Regions from separate parts of the Homo sapiens genome. Here regions 2 and 3 are each linked to region 1. The links are chromatin loops, found by intact Hi-C in ENCODE. Cell type or tissue: PC-3. All regions are shown on one strand.

Region 1 (8,000 bases):
TTTTCCCCTGGGTTTAAACTACAAGGTTATAAAAAATATCGACCCCAAACAAAGGTACATATGTATATACACATCATCAATTATGTATTAATTTATTTTAATAAAAAATGTGTCTCAAACTATAAAGACATTCAAGCATAAATATTGGCCTTTTCCTTTAAAAAAAAAAGTGAAGGAGATCCTGTATTTCTTTTATAGCCATATTATTAACTGTGCTCATTGCCTGACTACGTGCTTTCAGTCCACTCTGTGGGGGTGTAATTGTGTGTTTTACAAGCACTCACCTGGATTTATATAGTCATTCTGCAGGAAAGTGCCTCGGAACCAGCATGTGGTTAAGATTGTTCATCTCCCATTTAAATGCTGCTATGTAACATTCCCCAGCTGGGAGGTTTAGTACTTAGTACTCACAAGAGCTACATCTAAGTATTGAAAAGGACCTAGAAATGTTCAGATTTTACTGAGATCTGAGCACTTTTCTTCTTCCCAATATATTCAAAAGGCAAAGTATTACTCTATTTCTTCTGCCTCCCCAAAAAGGATAGTTCTGTGTTCTGTGACAAGATTGCACTACAGAGAAACAATTTGTACATTCCATATGATTGATCGATAACTATAATGGTAACAGGAAGAAAATAGCAGCAATAATGGGTAAGCAAATAATTGCAAACTTCCGTTTCTGGGACTATTGCAAACTCAACTCCCTGAACATCCCTTCCTCTATAAAACAACTAAAAATTCTAGATGAAATTATCTAAACGTGTAACATTTAAATTTAGATGAGTAACAAAACATTGAATTGGAAGTGTTGAGTGAAACACCAAGACGTGATAAATATTGGACACAAAGCAAATTTTGAGACAGACCAAGATGAAGACATTCAATGCAAGTGGCCAAGAATACAGGCCACATAGAAGGCACAAAACAGTCTCGTGGCTCTCCCCTTGGAACTCCACTGGGAGTGGGCTTACGGGAAGAGTTCCTGGTGAGAGCTGCTGCTACCCTGTGAGGGGTGATGACACTTTCTCACCATAAGTCTGAAGAGGAGCTTCAAGGAAACCTCTCAGAGAGCTTGACACATGTCCCCTGAAATTGTGAGCCACGGGACAGGTTATCCAGGGTTGAGGAAACTAAAGCAAAGAGGCTATGGCTCTTGGCCTGGGACAACAGGGCAGAAAAGGGGATGCTCTGGCGTGGCAATGAACTTGCATTCTAATATTTTATGAAAATGTTAAGCATCTAGAATAGCCAAATATCTTTGGTGAAAAAAGAACAGATGAAGTTGGAAGACTTATTCTATCTGATTTCGGGAATTATTAAAAAGCTACAATAAGTAAAACAGTGTGCACTGGCATAAAGGCAGATACATAGATCAGCTGAGCAGAGAGCCTAGAAACATGAGGCCAGACACAGTGGCTCATGCCTGTAATCCCAGCACTTTGGAAGCCCAAGGTGGGTGGACTGCTTGGGTCCAGGAGTTGGAGACCAGGCTGGCCAACATGGTGAAACCACATCTCTACTAAAAATACAAAAATTAGCTGGACATGGTGGTGCGTGCCTGTAATCCCAGCTACTCAGGAGGCTGAGGCACAAGAATCACTTCAACCCCGGAGGTGCAGGTTGCAGTGAAATAGACATATATATGGCCAATTGTCTTTTGACAAAGACTTTGATATGGTTTGTCTCTGTGTCCCCACCCAAATCTCATCTTGAATTATACTCCCATAAATTCCCACATGTTGTGGGAGAGACCCGGTGGGAGAGAATTGAATCATGCGGGTAGTTACCCCCGTAATGTTTCCGTGGTAGTGAATAAGTCTCATGAGATCTCATGGTTTTATAAGGGGCTTCCGCTTTCGCTTCTCTCGTTCTCTCTTTCCACCACCATGTAAGAAGTGCCTTTCAACTTCCACCATGACTGTGAGGCCTCCCCAGCCACATGGAACTGTGAGTCCACTAAACCTATTTTTCTTCCCAGTCTCGGGTATGTCTTTATTAGCAGCGTGAAAACAGACTAATACAGATGCCAAGGCAATTCAGTGGACAAAAGATATATTTGCAACATTGGTTATTGGAACAATTGGATACCCATATGCCAAAAAGAGAAAAAAGTCAAAAAAAAAAAAAAAAAAAAAGAGAATGTCAGCCTGTACCTGACAGTGGGAAACTTGCACCATCTATAAAAATTAACTTGAAATGAGGCCAGGCATGGTGGCTCATGCCTGTAATCCCAGAATTTTGGAAGCCCAAGGTGGGCAGATTGCTTGAGTCCAGGAGTTGGAGACCAGCCTGGCCAACATGGTGAAACCACATCTCTATTAAAAATACAAAACTTAGCTGGACATGGGTGGTGCATGCCTGTAATCCCAGCTACTCAGGAGGCCAAGGCACAACAATCACTTCAACCCCAGAGTTGCAAGTTGCAGTGAGCTGAGATCCTGCCACTGCACTCCAGCCTGAGTGACAGAGCAACACTCTGTCTCAAAAAAAAAAAAAAAAAGCAAAAAGCAACTTGAAATAGATCAAAGACCTAAATGCAAGATTTAAAATTATAAAACTTTAAAAGATAAATGTACTAGTTATCTATTGTTGAGTAACAATGTTACTGCTCAACTAGAGGCACTTATTGGCAGAATTCAGTTTCTCATAGTTTTGGGACTAAGGACTTCAATATACTGCCCTCAGCTCCTAGACACCACCCACACAGTTCTTTGCCACGTGTTCCCCAACGTAATCACTTGCTTCCTCAAAGCCAGAGAGAAAGAGACCCCAGCAAGATGGGTACTAATATCTTATGTAACATAATCATGTATTCACACATAATCACACACATCCCAACAGCTTTGCCGTATTCTATGGCTTAGAAGCAAGCCACAAGTCCTGCTCACACTCAAATCCAAAAGCAATAGGAGAGTAACTGCAGAAAGTATATAGCTCTACTGCTCTGAAGGGGAGAAGTGTACATGACTATACAGATCTTTTGTGTATTTGTTTAAAAAATAGTTCTACATGGCCGGGCGCGGTGGCTCATGCCTGTAATCCCAGCACTTTGGGAGGCCGAGACGGGTGGATCACGAGGTCAGGAGATCGAGACCATCCTGGCTAACATGGTGAAACCCCATCTCTACTTAAAAATACAAAAAACTAGCTGGGCGTGGTGGCGGGCCCCTGTAGTCCCAGCTACTCGGTAGGCTGAGGCAGGAGAATGGCGTGAATCCGGGAGGCGGACCTTGCAGTGAGCCAAGATCGCTCCACTGCACTCCAGCCTGGGCAACAGAGCGAGACTCCGTCTCAAAAAAAAAAAAAAAAAAAAAGTTCTACATGGATATTCCTTGTATGCTGCCTCGTATGGCAGTTTCTTTTGCGTGTATGTTTTTATTTCCCTATTTACGCCATAAGTTCCTGAAGGATAGGAGTATATTACTTACACCTTGTCAATTCCAGGGGACCCAGCAACAGAGTCTCACATGTATTCAGTATTCAGGAAATATTTGTCTAGAGAGTCAGCTTGGCAGAATGGAAAGTGCATAGGCTTATGGAAACATGGGAAGTTAAATCAAATCCCAGCTCTTCCATTTACTAGTTAGGTAAACTACAGCATTAGTTAATATCTGCGATCTTCAGTTTCCTTATATTACCTTATAGTTTTGAGATTAAATGAGATACTGTGCATCAACTGCCTGTTTCACTAAATAATAGCAATTACTGTTATTTATAGATGAGGATAACTAGTAATAAAATATTTTAAATGAGCAAGTGTAACATTAGACAGACAATTGAAGCAGCATTCTGTGATGGGTATTTCTTAGCATGTGTTAAAACATCAGGAAACCTTTTGACAGCTGCTCCCCTGGCTAAGAACGGCCCCTTCCAGGTGTGCACCCTCTAGAGTGCCCCAGAAACAACTCTTTGCCAACTACCTTCTGCAAACCATCTTTTCACTTGAACTGACTTCCCCCAAACAAACCTGATTAATTACTGAATAAAATACACCAGGGCGTGTCCTCGGAGCACAACAATATTTCTGCCACAAGAGGGCACAATGTGACTGTGTATACTGTAGTTTCTTAACAATTACAATCCTAAAAGTTCATATTCATTACAGGATACACTGTGTTCCAGTAATTGTTTTTATTTGAATATTGTTTTTTATATACTTGAATTAATTTTATTTCTTAAGGCAAAAATAATGGAGAGCAGGAAATTTCCACAATTTCCTTGTGGAAAATTGTTCTCAGGCTATAACTGGTTAAGTACAAACATAACATCATTATTTTCTGTTTAAAATACTGTGATTCATCTGCTTTCTGGGAGTCATTTCCTGTAGGGCCTTAAGAGGCTTTCTAGCTCCAAATTACTCTACATTCCTAGTTCTTGTTATGTTTCCTGCAGGCCATCAAGTTCATGGATTTTATTATAGCCTTGCAAATTAGTAGAAAAAATTTACTAGCCCATAAATATTTTATCAGCTTCATCTTGCTCCTGGGGGCAGATTGGTAATGAAATCGCTGAAAGCACTATTATTCATAACTTACTCAGCTATAAAACTAATGATTGTTACATAACCAGTTTCTAGCTTTTTTTTCCCTCTCCTTGGGAAGAGTGTGCATGTCTAGTGGATGTGGGCATGAATGTAGCCAAATAAACCTGTTGCCCAACATCACATGCAAACCATGGTATGGATGGCAAGAGTGATACGTACACAGTCTGGTTTCATTGACAAATGGAAGTCACTCTCTGCTATGACCTGAATATTTGTGTCCCCCTCAAATTCGTATATTGAAATCCTAACCCTCAAAATGACGGTATTAAGAGGCAGAGCCGTTGGGAGGTTGTTAGGTCGTAAAAAGCCCTCATGAATGGGATTAGTGTCCCCATAAAACAGGCCCCAAGAGACCCCTCACCCCTTCCGCCTTGTGAGGTTACAGTGAGAATTTGGCCATCTATGAGGATCAAGGCCCTAACCACACACCGAACCAGCTGGCACCTTGATCTTGGGGGTACCAGCCTCCAGAACTGTGAGAAATAAATTTCTGTTGTTTGTAAGCCCCCTAGTCTATGGCATTTTGTTATGACAGCCTGAACTAAGATACCTTCCTTTGAGAAGTCCTGCTGGCAACAATACTCATCCCGTTTGAGAGAATTACTGGCCAGAACGCGCCTGTTTCCTCCTCCTCCTCCTCTTTATCCTCCAGCCACCCATTTCCCCGGACACCTAGTGGGAAACTGGGCAGAATCTTGTTACACTGTTTTACAAACATTTCTATCGCTGGGCTGGAGATGGATGTTTCTGTGCTCAGGAAGCTGGTGTGCTTCTGGTATGGTACAGTTGTCTGAGTCACTGTCCATCTGTCTCTCTTTGCAAAGTCACATGTTTCCTTGTGGTTGCCATATCCATTTCAACTAAGACTTTATGTTCCATGCCAGCCTCCACCTGGCTAAGGGGAAGTGCCCTTCCCCTTGTACTTTGGGGGTGCCTGCCTTTTTCTGGAAGAATAGCTGTGGGTCAGCATCCTTCTTCACGCATTATGTCTATGCCCCGCTCCAACTGGTCCACAACTAGAATAGGATGGCAAAATAACTATACAGTTATTAATAGTGAAAGCAAATGTGCCACACAAGAGAAGCAGCCCCCTGTAGGCAAGAGGGTGGGTGAGGACAATCATGGAGAAGAGGCAGCTTTTCCCTCCACCGTCAGCTCCCCTCCCCTCTTAGTTTAAGCTCTGAGAAAGTGTGTGGGACCCTGATCTTCCCCATTATTGAGCCCTGTCCCATAAACAAAGGGAGTCGGTGAGGATCAGTGGAGAGAGGGCAGCAGCAGGATGGGGCAGCTGAAACCAGGATTCCCGGTGGGTGAATATGCCTGAGGATGCTGAAAATTTGAACTTCAAGACAGATTTCAGGACATGTTTTCCTCATGACTGTACTGAGAGAGGTTAATAGATGTCCTGTGAAAACAGAGTTCCACAAAATGTCTTTGTCACAGGACTTCTTGGAGCCTTTAATATGCCAAAACTCTTATCTCCCAAAGGGAGGTATTATTTTAACCACAAAACTTGTTTTTGAAATAGTGTCATACAAACCTACTGTTTTGAGTTACATCTATGGGAACTATTTTTCTAATTATCTAATTTGGACCAACTATTCTAAAAGCAACAATCACAATGTGTTTTTCCCTTATTAAATAAGAGCAAAATGTGTTTAGTTATGTGTGATGCAGAATAAGACGGAGGAGTACTTTGGGGAGGGTTGTTGGGGGATTGGAGGTGGCATTGTCACTATAGATTTGCAAATTCCTAGAGTCTCTGTGAAGGGTACAAAGCTTGTCTGTTATCCAGGTATATATTTATTTCAACATGTAACACCCAGTGAATTCTTCTTGCCCACTGCCCAGATAAAGCCGACTTACCAAGGCAGGGGAATTGCAATAGAGGAAGAGTTTAATACACATAGAGCCAGCTACATAGGAGACCAAAGTTTTATTATTACTCAAATCAGCCTCCCAGAAAATTTGGAGGCTACGGTTTCTCAAGGAGAGTTTGGTGGTCAGGGGGCTAGGGAACAGGTGCTGCTGATTGGTTGGGGATGCACTCATTGGGGTGTGGAAAATGGTCCTCTTGCTCTGAGTCCACTTCTGGGTGGGGCCACAGGACTGGGTGAGTCATGAGTCTCGGGTCCAGGTGGAGTCATCCAGTCATCAGAAATACAAAAGTCTGGAAAAACATCTCAAAAGGGCTACAATAGTGAGGTTATTTATAGGAGTAATTGGGGAAGTTACAAATCTGGTGACCTCTGGAATGATGGCTGATAATCCTTTATGCCTACATCTTAGCAGAATTCAAATCCCTCTCATAATCCTAAACTTGTGAACTTTTATTAGTTTTATAAAGGCAGTTTCATTTTGGGAAGAGTTATTATCATTTAAACTATAAACTAAAATTCTCCCAAAGTTAGCTTGGCCCATGCCCAGGAATGACCAGGGCAGTTTGGAGGTTAAAGGCAAGACGAAGTTGGTCAGGTCAGATCTCTTTCACTGTCATAATTTTCTCACCATTATAAGTTTTGCAAAGGCAGTTTCTAACAAGCTTGCAGTGCTTCCCTGGTGTCACCTTGTAAGAATTCCCAAGTTCATCAGGTGTGGTGGCTCACGCCTGTAATCCCAGCACTTTTGGAGGCTGAGGTGGGAGGATCGCTTGAACCCAGGAGTTTGAGACAAGCTTGGGCAACATGGCGAAACCCCATCTCTACTAAAAATACAAAAATTACCTGGGTGTGGTGGTGCATTCCTGTCACCTGAGCTACTTGGGAAGCTGATGTGGGAGGGTCACCTGAGCCTGGGGAGCTAGAGGCTGCAGTGAGCTGTGAGCTGTGATTGTGACACTGCACTTCAGCCTGGATGGCAGAGTGAGTCCTTGTCTAAAAAAACAAAAAAAATTCCCAAGTCCTAGAAACTGGTTTAGAGGTGGCCCAGCCCATGGTGTGATGGATGGGTAAATGAAGGGGCTCATGTTCGTTAGGCAGGATTTGAATGTCTAAGATCTCAGGGAGATATAACCAGCCCCTGTGTCTTCTTAGTGAGGTATAAGAAGCTGTCTTTTCCAGAAATCACAGGTTAGACTATTCCCCCATATGTAAATCAATACAAGTTGATGATCTGAAAGAACAGAAATTGATTAAAAGGAGGCAGACTGCAGGCAAATAAAATCCCAGGAAAACCTGGTATAACATGTAACTTGATGGTGTTACCATTGTCTTATATAGTAGGAATTGCTATGGCAGCACACAGCACAAGAGTGCTGAAAAACATTTTGGCTGGTTCCTTTTGCAGGCTAGGGAGTGTTTTCACTCATGTGCAATATGTCCCTGAGCCCTGCTGATCTTGCTTGCTTGGGACCATGAGGATAATGAGCAATGGCAGTGTCCTCAGAGCACGTTCCAGGATGAGGGGATTGGAAAGCACTATCTTCTGAATTCCTAATAGAGGAAAGCAAACCAACGAT
Region 2 (8,000 bases), 90 kb after region 1:
GAACTGGAGTGCTAGGAGAAGGAAACAGGAAAAGGGAATTACTGATGGAGGAAGAGGATGACTCAAGATGCTCATCACAGTAGGATAGAGATATAAGCCGTTTTCATTAGGTTCCTGGTTCAGACACACATAGCTGACAGCTAACTTAAGTTGTTAACACATTTTGCTTATTTGAAATCACAGCCTGCCACCACTGTAACCACACATTCTGGCAGGCATGAAATTTGGCTAGATTTTTGTGGGAGATAAGCTACACTGGAAAGAAAGGAAAAGGGGAAATTTCAGCGGACCCATTTCTCTTTATTCCAATTCTGGGGTGTAACAATCCTTTGCATAACTGAGACGTGCAAACAAGAATAATCAATTTGGCATACTGAAATCAATAGTATTCATAATGTATACTGACATGCTATTATTTTTCCCATTATAAATAACAAAGCTGTGATTAAGAAATCATTATTTTAGAGCAAAGGGTTTTCAGAGGTAGAAGCTAGGGGTATCAGGAGTTCTACCTACGAGACAAAGTAAGGCAAGATTAGGTGGGGTGCGGCAGCAACATGTGGGTTTTATAAACTTCAGGTAACATTTAGAATAAAGCAATTTTCACATATGATTGTCTTCAAGAGAAGACAGAAAAATGCATTTCAATTCAATGTATTTTTATTACATTAAATGAAACCTTCATCTTCATAGTACCTAACGCAAATACAAAAAAAATGTGTAAAAGGAAAAATCATCTATAGAATAAGAACAGTATGTAAGAGACAAGCATAGCTGGAAGTAGTATCTTTGGCTATATTCAGAAGGCTGGTTTTTCTTGTAAGCAAAGTGGGAAAGAATATATGTAATAAAGCTATTACTTTTGAAACTTCCTTAGCAAAAATTAAACAGCAAGAAAATTATGACAGTGAAAGAGATCTGATTTAACCCACTCCATCTTGCCTTTAACCTCCAAACTGTTCTTGGTCATTGCTGGGCATGGGCCAAGCTAACTTTGGGAGAAATTTAGTTTATAGTTTAAACGACAATAGTCCATCCCAAAACTAAACTGCCTTTATAAAACTACTAAAAGGCCACAAGTTTAGGATTATGAGAGAGGCCTGAATTCTGCTAAGATGTAGGTGCAGTTAAACAATTACCAGTCATTGTTCTGGAGGTCAATTGGCTACTCCCCAATTACTCCTGTAAATAACATCACTATTGTCAACCTTTTCAGAAGGCTTTTCAGACTTTTGCATTTCGGATGACTCCACCCAGACTGAGACTCATGACTCAACCAGTCCTGTGGCCCCCACCCAGAAGTGGACTCAGCACAGGAAGACCATTTTTCACACCCCTTTGATTGCATCCCCAACCAAGCAGCAGTAGTCATTCCCTAGACCCCTGCCCACCAAAGTATCTTTGAAAAATCCTAGCCTCCAAATTTTGAGGAGGCTGATAATAAAACTCTGATGTCCCATTTAGCTGGCCCTATGTGTATTAAACTTTCTCTATTGAAATTCCTGTCTTGATAAATTGGCTCTATCTGGGCAGCGAGCAAGAAGAACCTGTCGGGCGGTTACACTTTGAGTTAAACATGTAAATTATCTTGAGGTGGCACTGGGGGTTTAGGAAAGAACAGATCAGCAAGGTCCTCCTGCTCAGTGCTCAAAGGCTGCCAAACGACTTGGAATATCTGGTCCAAGATAACAGGGCACTAAGGTAGTTTTGGTTAAAAACAACTCAGTTGTGGCTAGGCACAGTGGCTCACACCTGTAATCCCAGCACTTTGGGAGGCTGAGCTGGGCAGATCACCTGAGGTCAGGAGTTCAAGACCAGTCTGGCCAACATGGTGAAACCCCATCTCTACTAAAAATACAAAAATTAGCCAGGCATGGTGGTGGGTCCCTGTAGTTCCAGCTACTCGGGAGGCTGAGGCAGGAGAATCGCTTGAACCCAGGAGTCAGAAGTTGTAGTGAGTCAAGATTGGCGCCACTGCACTCTAGCCTGGGCGACAGAGGGAGACTCCATCTCAAAAAAAAAAAAACAAAACAAAACTTAGTTTTGCCCCTTCCTAAGTTGCACAACTGAATAGTCACATTGGTTACAGAAGTCTTTAAAAATTCCAAATTTTAATTACGTGTTTTATTTTGAAGTTTATTATGAAAAATGTTCTTTCAACTCATACGTTATTTGGGGCAATTTTGCCATAAAGTATAATGTAAACATGTAAGAATCTAATGTGCTGTAACATAGCTTTTTTAATGACAAAGGGTTTTTTAGACAGAAAATAAGCCAATGTCCCGCTTTTCAAAGCGCTAATTGTACTTGCTTACAATACATTGATGAAGCAGCTCAAAAGCCTTGAAACTCTACTAATGGAACTGTTGGGGCACAGAAAACAATACCCCAAAATGAAGGCCTCAGGAGCAAAAGTTTTTCTCTGACCTTTTTGTGCCCTCTTGTCTCACAGTCCCATTCTCCTCAGAGCCAGCCATAGAAACTAGAATTCCCCTTCCCTAAGGCAAGCCATAGAAACCAGAACCCCACTTCCCCAACACCAGCTGTGAAACCTAAAAATATTACTCTAACTTCCCCCTACCTTTCTGTGTAAAAACTGGACATAAAGAAATGATCTGGCATATCCTGTCTGACTGTAGGTCATGAGACTCCTGTCCCAGAGGGGGTCCTGCCCCACACCCAGAGGCAGGAATGCACGCTTAGAGAGACCAACAGGAACCTAGACAGGCCATGTTGGGTTTCCCCCTCAGTCTATTAGCATCAGATCATACCCCTTCTGTCCAATCATGTTTCTACATGGCTGTCTACACTTTGTTGACCCTAAACCATAAAAATGGACAATTTCTGGCCGGGCACAGTGGCTCACGCCTGTAGTCCCAACACTTTAGGAGGCCAAGGAAGGTGGATGACTTGAGGTCAGGAGTTTGAGACCAGCCTGACCAACATGGCGAAACCCTGTCTTTACTTAAAAAAATAATAATAATAATAAAATTATTTATATATATATACACACACACACACACACACACACACACACACACACACACACAAATTAGCCGGGAGTGGTGATACATGCCTGTAGTCTCAGCTACTTGGGAGGCTGAGGCATGAGAATCACTTGAACCCAGGAGGTGGAGGTTGTAGTGAGCCAAGATCACGTCACCGCACTCCAGCCTGGGTGACACAGTGAGACTCTGTCTCAAAAAAAAAAAAAAAAAAAAAAAAAAAAAGACTACATGAAACACACTTTGAATTTCTGCTTAAAAACCTAGGACATCATTATATGCTCATTAACATTCTAAATCACACACTCACCAGCACCATGACAGTTCCAAGAACATCCATATTTGGCATAAAAATGGGTGGCACCACAGTTCCAAGAAATCTCCCCCTTTTTCCAGGAATTTTCATGAATATTCCACCCTTTGGTTAAAGAAACCCATAAAGATAGAAACCCAAACCAGACTGCATGACTCTCTATTCATTTATTTTTTTTCAGATGGAGTCTCACTCTGTCACCCAGGCTGGAGTGCAGTGGCGCGATCTCGGCTCACTGCACCTCTGCCTCCCAGGTTCAAGCAATTATCCTGCCTCAGCCTCCCAAGTAGTTGGGATTACAGGCTTGCACCACCACAACCAGCTAATTTTTATATTTTTAGTAGAGACGAGGTTTTGCCATGTTGGCCAGGATGGTCTTGAACTCCTGACCTCAGGTGATCCACCCGCCTCAGCCTCCCAAAGTGTTGGGATTACAGGCATGAGCCACTGTCCCCAGCCAGATTCTCTCTTGCGTATACCCACACTCCCCTTTCTTGAGTTGTGTACTTTTCCCTCTGCAATAAATCTCCATACTTTTGCTATTTTTGACTCATCCTTTAATTCCTTCTCCCGATGGTGTTAGGAGCCTGGACACAGGGTGGGGTTGAGGTCCCACCAGCATCTGGGGACCTCCCTCAGCCCACTGGTATCAAAGTTGTATGCCTTTCTGTCCTGATAAGTAAGCAACAAGGAGGAAGGGGCTCCAGGTGGGGAAAAACAATGAACAATTGTTCTGAGACACTGCTAGTCACAAACAACTGGTGGGCACAATGACCTCATTTGGCACATAGCTCCCTCCCGCAAGACCCTGTAAAACTTCCTTCCAGCCCCTGCTCTTTGCAGACAGCCCCTCCCTCTGCTATGCTGTCTGTTGCAACAACATGTTTTCATACATTCTGTAATAAATCTGCCTTTCTTTACCCAGAACTCTTAGTAAAAACCTTGACTGCCTGAGACACTGGCCCTAGCTAGTCACACCCATGACATTTTCTCCAATTAACCTGCCTTTTGTGAGTTGATTTTTCAGCGAACTTTCAGAGAGTGAAAGGAAAGTTTTTCCCTTGGCCCCTAGATGGTGTATGAGTTGCAAGTTCGGTGTAATGGGACACCTGACTGCCCCTCATGCCAGTCTCTCCAACTAAATAGCTGTATCTATTCATTTAATAGATATGTTGGAAGGTTTATTATTTTTTTCCACAGACATCAGGACTCAGCTATGAAAGGTTTATTTTTAAGTCAACAGAACAATATGGACATAGAAAAGCATTTCAAAGAATGTTTGAATTTGGGGAAAAAAAGAAATACAGTAATCTGTCTATAATTGACTACAATTGGGTGACAAAGACTCTTTCCTTTGACAAAAACTGCAGTCAGGCTGCTCTCAGGCAGTCAAGGTTTTAACCAAGATGGTTTTGGGTAAAGAAAGGCAGGTTTATTACAGAAGGTATGAAAACATGTTGTTGCCTGGGGCAGCACAGTAGAGGAGGTGTTGTCTGCAAAGAGGCTGGAGGGAAGTTTTACAGGGTCGTGTTGGAGGGAGCTCTGTGAGTCTTCTGCTTGACTAGGCCTGACCTTGGGCTTTCCTCTGTCCTTGGAGAATCCTGTTAGAGCAAGAATCTTGCTAAGTTGGCTTGGCAAAAATCCCCCACCTTTAAAAGCTTATTACCCAGGCCTCCCTTCAGCCTAATACTATGCAGTCAGTTTAGCCAGAGACCTTTTATCCTGGATGTTTCCTCTTGGTAACTTTCCATCCACTGATCCCCACCCTGCTCTTTGGCTATACCTCTCCACTTGTCATGTAGGAGTCTGAATTGAGTCCAGTCTTCCTCCCCAACTGCCAGCCCCTGTTGCAGTGGTCCCTTTATGCACTAACATGGCCCCGCCTTGAATAAAGTCTGCCTTACCAACTTTAACAAGTGTTTAGGCAAATTATTATTATTTTTTAACACAGGTTAATATAATTCAATCAGACACACAAAGATGAACCAGTATATAGTAAGCATTTGTTGCTCATATAATGGAGGGGAAACAGATTTTATAACAAAATTCAAATATGCTCATGCTACTACCCAGCTAGCAAGCTGTTTTTAGTAGATCAAACTGAAGCCTAAATTTGTTTAATTGGAACCAAGTGGAAGTATTATGTACTCTTCTGCTTGCAGGGATATTCTGAAGAGAAGTTTTTCAGAGTAGTTGTGTGGAAACACATTAGTTTGTTGAGCTATTCAAAATGTGAAGGCAGTTTATGCAGCTATTTGTTATGTCTTTCTTGTTAAAGTTTCTCTTTATTGCAGTTCCTTATCAGTGAGTTTATGGTTCCCTTGCCAGAGGTTTTGTTTTCTATTATCTCTATCCTATGCACTCATCTGCAAGAGTTCCCGGAGGGACTGTGGTTCTAAACTTAAAACAAACAAAAAAACAAACAAACAAAAAACTTAAGTTTTCCCTTCTTCCTAGATGGTTTCTTAACTTGTTACTACCTTGAAAAAAAATTTTTTTTTCAAAATTTCCTATGGTTATCACAATGGGTATTTTTACCTCTCTCCAAATACCAATCCTTAGACTTAGCTCCTTTAATTTCCTGAATTAGCACTGCAATTGGTGTTCTCTTTTTATCTGAATAACAAAAAGTATTTTCTAGTCTCAAAATTATTTCTAATGAGACTTAACAGTTATTTCAGAAAAGCCTCAGTCTTAGCCCCCTTCTCTTCTTTATCTATGTAGCTACTTCCTCCCAGAAAGAGCATATCTTTCTAAAGAATGCAATTAATTTTGTCCAAAGTAAGACACCACTCCCCTTCCCTTTTCAACTGCGTATCTACGTATCTTTTTCTGATACACCAGAACTGCTAAGGCAGCTATAAGGGTAAAATGATGAAATTTTCTTTAAGGATGGGGGCACTGGCCTCCCTACCTTCCTCTCCTCGGGTGTCAGGATAAACAAGTCAGAATACGAGATATCTTACAATTACATGAAATATGATGAAAATCTTCCTCTTCATAGAATGCCCTAGAAACAGGATTGCACAGTCAAATGTAAGAGTTAAGTGTTACTTAACTCTAAAAGGATCTAGGATAAATCTTTTCCCCACTTCATAAAGCATATGAACATTAGACATTCAGGGAGTACCTGATAATCCGAGGGCATCACAGGTCCACCTGAGTTTGCGCCTGAAGGCCCTAGCCGTGGCTTCTTGTTTGGAGGCACCTGGTTCAGGCTGGAGTCCTGGCTGTGCTGCAACCCTGCTCCGGTGCCCCCGACCCCGGCCCCAGCCCCACCTGCGGTCCCGTTGGTCTGGGTGCTGTTCTGCTGTGGTGGGGGCGCCTGTGGAGGGGCTGCTGCCTGCTGTGGAGGGGCTGTGGGCTGCTGATGCTGGTTCTGCTGCTGTTGCTGATTCTTTTAAGGGGAAAAAAGCAAGCTTGGTATGAAACCAAATTAACAGGAGCTTTCTTTAATTATTTGATATGCACATGTGGCTGCTGACCAACCTGGGGGAGCAATCTATGTGGGACACTAGAGTGATGGGGAGGACTGGAGAATGGAGCAGCCAGGGAACACAGTGTTCCCAAAGGGCAAGGCGCTGAGCCCCAAACAGGACTCTTTCCCTGAAGTTCATTTAGACTGCACAGTGATCCTCCAAATCAGTCACAGACATCTCACTGAAGGCCACAGGCACATTAGAAATACATTTCTTATAGCTCATTAAAACAGCTAGAAGAAATCTTTTCAATCGTGATTCTGGAAAGGCAGAGCGGTCTGGAGAGTGAGCCAATATATCCAGTTAAGACGAAAGAACAGAGTGATGCTAGCAAAAGCCAGCCTGCATAAAGGGGTGGTAGTGACACCAAACAAACAGAAAGAGCAAGAAGTGGGAATCCGGGAGTAGAACTGGCTGTAACACACACCGGAAGCTCAGGTATCTGTGAGCTGGTCATACTTCAAACTTCAAGGTACCTTTACAATCCCCAAACTTCCACAGAAAATAAGATACATTCAAATTTAATTAAATATTAGAAAAGGTGGTTAAATGTATAGGAATTATGGAACGATACCTAAACTATCTTTTTGCCTCCCTTGCTCTTTGGAAGTGAAAGTATACCGTGCAGTTTATACCTTGTCACCTTTTTCTTCAGGATCATCTTCATTAAGGAATTCTCGTTTGGGGTATGGAATCTGGCAGCCGGCAAATACACTAAAAATCATTAAAAAGAAAAAACATATCATGATCTAAAATCTGTAATATCATTACCTTGTTAATTTAAAATTCCAATTTGTTTTTCTTCACTTATTTCCTACTCTTCATCTGTGGCTAGTGTTCAAATCTTGACTGCTGCTAGCTAGTTGACATATAGGACACAGAAGTTTCTCTATACTAACTTCATTAGCGCCAAAAATAACTTAATTTGTATTTGCCTTAACAAGAAAAACTACACCTCTTATAGATGAAAACACAAAGTCTATACTTGGGGTTAAGAAGGATGAAGGAGTAGAGAGGTTTTGTAGTGCAGTGGACATGCTCTGAAAGACAGATTAACTTCTGTTGCCTACTGGTTTGGCTGAATTTCTGATCTGGCCAATTGGTCTGTAAAGGTCTTATCTGTTATCAGCTTTAGTTTTCATCTGTAAAACTGACAAATGGTCGTTCCTAAAATACTTGTTTTCATTCATCCCTCTCTGCAGC
Region 3 (8,000 bases), 130 kb after region 1:
GTTTCTATATCTTAAGGACTAAGTAAGGCTAAAACTCTAGAGAACGATATTAAATGCCTGCAAAATGCTGGCATAATGGTTACAGTAAGATTTTAAGGGTTTTGCCTTATCAGGCCCTATTTAGCAGAGACAAAATTAAAGACCTGCTGTATCTCCTTGTCAGACAACTTATGAAGAGAAGCTATGCTGCATGCAGAGATTTCTAAGCACTTATTTTTAATCAAATGTTCAGAAAGATGAACAGTACAGCATTTTTCTTACAGCTGAGTGAAAACAGAGGGTGGTCTTTGACTTTTGCATACATAGTATTAGACTTTCATACAGAGATATCTTCACTCTCTTCAGCTAAAGGTCTTTTTCATGTTTCTGCATAGTGTCCTTTCAATGCCTCTTGGCTAGCTGTTACAATTCAGCAGAAATACCAGCTTTGGAAAACAATGTTTTGCCATTATTTAAATTTTTCTTCGCATTTTTGCCTCTGCTTTACACAAAAGAGTAGAATATAGAAATAAGAAAGTACTAATACTAGTGATAAGCACAGGCCTCAGACTGCATAAAAAGATGGAAATGTCTAGGTATGTTCAAAGTGATAAATTCTGGACCTCAATTGAATATATCCTCTGAACTTAAGTGGATTAAATCTGTGGTTCGACAGCAGGGAGGGGAAGAAGAGAAGGGGAGAGGAGAGGAGGGGAAAATTAGGAAACATATTTTGAATTCTGAAAATCACTGAACAATGTTTCTAAAAGGGAAGAGATAACTAGTACATTATAACTATTTTTTAGCTCTTTCCAACCAGAACCGCCGCTAGATCTTACCATCCATGTAACTTTTACACATGAAAAAATTATATATGAAAGGTGGGGACTTTTTGCATTTTCTTCATTGCATTTCCACTAAATAAAAAATGACAATAACAGGATCCAGGTATCATTTAATTTTTGCTCTGTTTTGTTTTTTAGAGACAGGGTCTATGTTATGCAAATTGGACTGGAACTCCTGGGCTCAAGGTATCTTCCCACCTTATCCTCTTGAGTAGCTGGGACTGCAGGCATGTGCCATCACAGCTAGCCCCAAATATCATTTAAAACCTTCCTCAACTCTGATAGTGAAACAGGATATTTCCCTGACCCCTTCGCAGGCTGGAACTGGAGTGCATGGGTGCCAGCAGGGGCAAACTCCACTCACTCGACCTGCTCTCAGGAGGGGAAGCATGCAGGCGAGTGGGTACAGGAGCCGGGGCGAGTACTTTTGGGTGCCAGCAGGAGCAAAACTCTGTGCGGGGCCCATGGCAGTGTCTAAGGGGTGTGCCCATGACCCCTTAAGCCACAGAAGGAATGGTACAGTGCCCTTTTAGCTTTGCCATCTGTAGACAGCTTAAGTGTTAACAGCTCAGTGGAGGGTTGGTGTGACAGCCTTTTGCACCTGCACTCGTGGCACCCGAGTTCTTGTCCAGCATCCAGGAGGAATGAGGTCGCCTGGGCAAACTGAAGATGGTAAATGTAGGGGATCTGATTGCCAATAAAAGTGGCTCTCAGCAGGAAGGGGAGCTGAAAAGGGGATGGAGCAGGAAGCTAATCTCCCCCAAAGTCCAGCCATCTCCAACTAGACTCTTCTCCAAAGCTACACCATCAAGCTGTCCTTCTGAAGTCAAGCTGCTTATCTCCAATATGCAACCAGTCTCCAACCTCCAGCTGCTTCTCCTCTCTGCCGGCTGAGCCTGAGGTTTTTATGGGCACAGGATGGGGAGCAGGGCAAGTCATGGGTGGTTTTGGAAAAGGCAACATTCAAGTGGGAAAACAGGGATGTAAGTTCTCACTTTGGGCCACAGTATCAGGCCTTTAGGCTTGAGGGTAGGAACTTCACCAGGGACCCACCCTCTTCTGCCCAGAATTTCCCTGCCTCCTGTCCCTATCAATAGGTAGCTTCAGACATAGTTTCCAATCTTTCCCACCTCCTGGTATACACACTATTGTGTAAACTCCTCTCCTTGAGTGTGGACTATACCTAATAACTTGCTTCTAATAAGTATGAAAAAATATCCAAAGTCATATAATATATAGATGGTTCCCAACTTTCAATGGGGAAAATTAGGAAACATATTTTGAATTCTGAAAATCACTGAACTTACAATGGATCAATGTACTGATCTTTCGACTTTAGGATGGTGCAAAAGCAATACACATTCAGTAAGCTCCTTAACTTACAAAGAGGTTACTTCTGGATAGGCCCATTGTATGTTGAAGATACTAGAAGTTAAAAACATACTTTTGCCTTATAATATTTTCAACTTATGATGGTTCCAATGAGATGTAATTCTATGAAAAATTGGGGAATATCTGTACTTTCCTCTGCAACTAGAATATCTATTGCAACATTTCTTTTTTATTTTATTTATTTAGAGATGGGGTCTCACTATGTTGCCAGACAGGTGTATAGTGGCTATTCACAGATACAAACAGCGCACTACAGCCTTGTACCACTGGCCTCAAGCAATCTTCCCACCTCAGCCTTTGGAGTAGCTGGGACTACAGGTATGTGCCACCCTACCCAGTTTGCATCATTTCCTTTAATCAGATGAAGAAATCATATCTGACTCAAAGTATTGGCAAGGTTTTTTGTTACTTCATTCGGATAGACCTCTAATAGAATAAGTTTTTACTTCTGTGACAGAAGTAACAGCTACTAGACATTTTAATAGCTGTTAATTAACAATAAAAGCCAAAAGATTCCTGGATACAAAATTATTTTCTCTCTCAACTGGATCTCACAAAATTTTGATATACTGTACCATGTTTGCAGATCATATACTTATTTGTGCCCACAGACTTCAAAAGACTGCAAATTCACCCACTAATGTGAAAAGAGCTTTGGGATGGCAACTCCACACATTTTATTTATTTATTTGTATTTTTATTTTTTGGGGGGGGAGACTGAGTCTCGCTCTATTGCCTAGGCTGGAGTGCAGTGGCACGATCTCGGCTCACTGCAATCTCTGCCTCCCAGGTTCAAGCGATTCTCCTGCCTCAGCCTCCCGAGTAGCTGAGATTACAGGCATGTGCCACCACACCGAGCTAATTTTTGTATTTTTAGTAGAGATAGGGTTTCACCATATTGTCCAGGCTGGTCTCAAACTCCTGACCTCAGGTGATCCACCCGCCTTGGCCTCCTGAAGTGCTGGGATTACATGCATGAGCCACCACACCTGGCCTCCACACATATTTTTTAAAAGACAGACCTAAGGTTGAGACCCTAAAGCATTCATTCAAATCCTTCATTCAATAAAGACTTCGTGCTTATTGTGTACTAGGTTCTGGGATATGATAATGAAAAAGAAATAGTCTAACTGATAGTTCAATTTATATCACTGATCTAGTAGCAAGATTCTGAAATGAAGGAGTCATAAATCCACTTAATAATATTATCATTTAGCTGGCATTTCTCTATCATTGCTAAAGAATAATGTGAAATTGCCAGATGCCTTGCTGAAATTCAATTCAAATAACTTATGAGCACAAACAATATGCCAATGCTGGGACTACAAAAATTATTGAGATATGAACCTTGCTCTCAAGAAGCTCATAATTTTGAAAAAGAGATAAACTATATCTTGGCATTCTTCCAATCTACCAAAATAGTAATCCCATAAAAATGAGTCATCCTATATTTCATTTTCTTACTCTTAGCTATATCCTGCTATAAAATTAAAATACATCTTTTCTCCCTTGGTGTTTACAAGTTCCAAATATTTATAGACTTATGCCTCTACTTCACTGTCTCTCAGCCAAGATGAACATATTTAGCTCTCTTTCTCCTTTCCTTTTAAAGCAATTCTTCATTTTAAGTTATTTTTGGTGACTTTATTTACATTCTCTATTTCTGTATTAAATTCTAGGATTCGAATGACATAATTAAAATATTGATTCAGATATAAAATCAATCATAATGAAAAACACCAACCTTTATGATGATGTAATGCCTCTGTGTGTGATGTCCAAAACACTGACTTTTATTTACTTTAAATTTTTTATATTATACTGTAAATTTATATTTACTCTAACACATTTAATTATATGGATTTTCCAGGTTTCTCACATCAAATGAAATTTAGAGATGGTGAGCACTCAGTTGTGACTATCAAATAGTGTCAAGCCAAATTTCTTACAGCAATAGAAAATGAAGCATTAAGAAAAACAAAACTAGTCACTGACTACAACAGCAACTCTTAAACTCACAAAACATAATTTTTCAAATGTCTCCATCATCCTCTTTTTAAGACCATATTCATATTTCATATACTTTATATTTCTGTATCTACTACAGAATGTATTTATAAAGCAAGCATACAGTTTAAATCTACTCCTGAAAGTACTTTGGCAAAACCATGACAATATGGCACAGATATCAGGACTCAAGATTAGTGAATCAAGAATTGAAGAGGCTATCACAGACTAGATTCCTGTTGGTTCAAAGTTTCTTTTTCTTCAGACAGGGTCTCAATTTGTTGCCCAAGGCTGGAGTGGAGCGCAGTGGCACAATCGTGGCTCACTGCAGCCTTGACCTCCTGGGCTAAAGCAGTCCTCCCACTTCAGCCTCCTCAGTAGCTGAAACTACAGGTATGCACCACCACACCCAGTTAATTTTTTATTTTTTGTAGCGATGGGGACTCACTATGTTGCTCAGGCTACTCTTGAACTCCTGGGCTCAAGTGATCCTCCTGCCTTGGCCTCCGAACATGCTGAAATTACAAGCATGAGCCACCATGCCCAGTCAGTTCAAAATTTCAAATCTTATTAGAGTTACTCACTTGAGGAGTTGGAGGCATTCAGTAAATGTGTGGGTAAAATATAAACCAGTGCTATACTACGTAAGAACCATATTCAGAATGCATTTTCAACATTGTGTTCATGCCATTGATGAGGTAATAATAATCAGTGGTGGCTTTTCTAGTGGGGGAAAAAATCATTCTGTTGCTCACAAACTGTCAGTACTTAAACAAACAAAAAGACCCCAAAAACTCTCTAACTCTAGTAGGCTCCAACCCATATCTTCTGAGCATGACCTCACATTACTGCAATTCAGCTTATCCATATTTGAGCCAACCAGAACTGCACATCCTTTCTGAGATAATCCAAGTGCTTCTTTACCTCAGAAGTTTTACATCTAAAACTCCCTTGGGTTACCCTCATCACCCAAGTCTCTATTTAAATTCTAGTCATCCTTCAAAGTCCAGCTCAAATGCAACCTGCTCTTTCAAACTTACCCTTATCCCCTACTCAGAAGCTCTTCTGGCCTTGCATAGATTCAGTCTGTACTTCTCATGTAGCTACAATCACATTCTCTCTCATCTATCTTATAGTATAATTGTTTGTGTGTATGTCATATTTCTTCAAGGCTCCTTGAGAAGAAGGTGTTTGACATGGTCATATTTGTGTTGTTCCCATCCCTCTGTGCTTTACACATACAAGAAAACAAAAAATGTTCATTAAGGATAGTGTATTCAAATGCCTGATCCCCAAAATGTCAGTACTATTCTCCCTAATACTCATTCACTGAGGAAATACTTCCTCAACACCTATTGTGTACAGGGGCAGTAGTGTACAAAAAGAGTCAGACATAGATCTTGCTCTCTCAAGAAGTTCACAGGCTACGAGATGTTCTAAGAGATCTCTAAACTGCTATAATACTAATAGATAAATGCCATAACAGAAGTAAAGATGCAGTACAACAGGAACCAACAACAAGAAGAGATTGGTTCCAAGTAGACATGGATATGAGGGTAAGTTTTAATTAACATTTGTGTTGGGCCCTGAAAGACAGATAGTATTTGAATATGTTGAGACAGGGATAAGGGGTTTTAAGATAGGGGAAATAAAGGCCATTAAGGCAGGAAATCCCAGGAGGAGACAGGGAACACTCAATAGTTCAGTAGTAAAGTATACATGAAAGATGACAGGGATAGAGAAAAATTTTAAAGGCAGTTAAAGTTATAATTGGTAAAACTCTGAAAGCCAAATAAGGAAGTAGAGTTTTAGTCTGTAAGCAATGAGGAACTATTTCAAAGTTCTTGAGCAGGAGCTGAGTAATTAGTCAGAAGGTCGAAAGTAGATTGGAAGGGAAACAGATTGTTGACAACAGACAAGTATAGAGGCTAGTATCACAATGCAAGAAAGAGGTAATAAAAGCCTGAACTAGGAATGAGGACTAGAGATGAAAATAGATGAGTGCAAGGCATATTTTAGAGACAACACTGAAAGAACTTGACAAGTTCTGAATGTGGAGTGCAAAGAAGGGTCTGCAAAGAGGTAAAATAAATTTCTAGGCTAGGAAGAGGGTGGTGCCATAACCAAAAGAGAGGACACTAAAGCAGCAGCAAATCTGAATGGGAGGAAACTGAGTCCTGGGCATACTAAATTTTGGTATCAGTGGACATTCAGGTGACAATATCATGAATAAAATATGTTAAGCTATGCTGTTTAGAACAAAATATAGAATTTTATGAAAAAGAGAGAGGAGCTCAGATAAATTAATCTTCAATAAAAGATTCTGATCAATGATTCAAACATGAACATAACCTCAAAAATATAACCTGCATAAGTTTCATTAAGTGCACAGCAGATTAAAATCTAAAAGCCCGTTTATGAAAGAGTTCTTCTCATGATCTAGAACAACATCATGTACCCAATAATCTTTTTGTTTATTTGTTTTGAGATACGGTCTGGCTCAGTTGCCCAGGCAGAGTTTGCAGTGATCTCAGCTCACTGCAACCTCCACCTCCCAGGCTCAAGCCATCCTCCCACCTCAGCCTTCCAAACAGCGAGGACCACAGGAGCACACCACGCCCAGCCAATTTTTCTATTTTTTGTTAGAGATGGGGTTTTGCTATGTTGCCCAGGCCGGTCTCGAAGTCCTGAGCTCAAGTGATCCACCCACCTCGGCCTTCCAAAGTGCTGGGACTACAGGCATGAGCCACCACACCCAGCCCAATAATCATTTTAAAACATGCTGATTCAGAGCTAATAGTAAAGTGGACACATGGAAGCCTCAAAGAATCTTACAGTTAAAAATTATGAGAGGCTGGGCACGGTGGCTCACACATGTAATCCCAGCACTTTGGGAGGCCGAGGAGGGTGGATCACGAGGTCAGGAGTTCAAGACCAGCCTGGCCAAGATGGTGAAACCCTGTCTCTACTAAAAAATACAAAAAAAAAAAAAAAATTAGCCCAGCATAGTGGTGGGTGCCTGTAATCCCAGTTAATTGGGAGACTGAGGCAGAGAATTGCTTGAACCCAGGAGGCGGAGGTTGCAGTGAGCCGAGATGGCGCCACTGCACTCCAGCCTGGGCGACAGAGAGAGACTCTGTCTCAAAAAAAAAAAAAAAAAAAAAAAAAAAAAATTATAAGGAGAAATGCTTCCATTAATATGGTAAATGCATCTTTTGTGGTCACTATCATTTAACCCCAATTTATACAATATCACAGCAAGAATGGTCAAGTCAGATGAGTAGCCCTGACTGACAAGGTCCCAACGGATACTAACTAGATCCTTTCGTCAATAAACACTGCTCATCAGTTAATAAAATGGAATTTACCTAGATGTATCCCTACCATATCCCCAGAATTCTCAAAAGCCTAAGAAACAAAAGATCATGAAATCACGTTGTGGGGCCAAAATAAAACCTCCAACATAAACTGAGGAGAAAATGAGGATTACAGCTATTCCATAACCATATCTTCTTAAGAACAAACAAAAGAAACTTGCATCAACATAAACTAAAATAACAACAATGTGAAGATGAATATCTAGCAATATAATCTGATATCAGTAAATAATGGTTACATGTATACTGAATAAAAAAAAGTAAAATCAAACACTAACTTGCAGCTAATTTGCCTAATAAGTATATACCACCTGTTAGATTTATTTATTCATTTGTTTATTAATATTGATAACATTCTTTTTACTAGATGCAATGTCATTATTTCAGTTTAGATCTTAAG

The links. Hi-C counts contacts between places; a loop is a spot of excess contacts. Peaks named below come from ENCODE experiments on the same cell type or tissue, not always from the same donor. Only the 100,000 strongest peaks of a DNase experiment are listed, where the experiment ranks them.
Region 2: a loop joins it to region 1, with 7 times the contacts of the local background. A loop is called at or near these places in 6 of 110 quality-filtered maps.
Region 3: a loop joins it to region 1, with 3 times the contacts of the local background. A loop is called at or near these places in 10 of 110 quality-filtered maps.

Annotation. Positions count from the first base shown.
Region 1 is chr6:110,524,218-110,532,217 of GRCh38, forward strand. LOC105377940 (a long non-coding RNA gene) reads right to left here. Exons shown (of 7, transcript XR_007059703.1): 7 at 6,465-6,725. Among named protein-coding and RNA genes, the nearest start is that of SLC22A16, 52 kb to the left of the region's middle. In PC-3, a CTCF peak has its summit at 4,037 (motif pointing right); DNase peaks (open chromatin) are centred at 314, 4,494 and 5,324; H3K4me3 peaks cover 370 bases; H3K27ac peaks cover 5,487 bases.
Region 2 is chr6:110,614,656-110,622,655 of GRCh38, forward strand. CDK19 (cyclin dependent kinase 19) reads right to left here. Exons shown (of 13, transcript NM_015076.5): 11 at 7,433-7,511; 12 at 6,449-6,715; 13 at 1-11. Among named protein-coding and RNA genes, the nearest start is that of SLC22A16, 140 kb to the left of the region's middle. In PC-3, a CTCF peak has its summit at 4,383; no DNase peak of the experiment used is centred here; H3K27ac peaks cover 1,192 bases.
Region 3 is chr6:110,659,059-110,667,058 of GRCh38, forward strand. All of the region lies in intron 4 of CDK19 (cyclin dependent kinase 19), which reads right to left. Among named protein-coding and RNA genes, the nearest start is that of CDK19, 150 kb to the right of the region's middle. In PC-3, no CTCF peak of the experiment used is centred here; DNase peaks (open chromatin) are centred at 2,543 and 3,643; H3K27ac peaks cover 3,851 bases.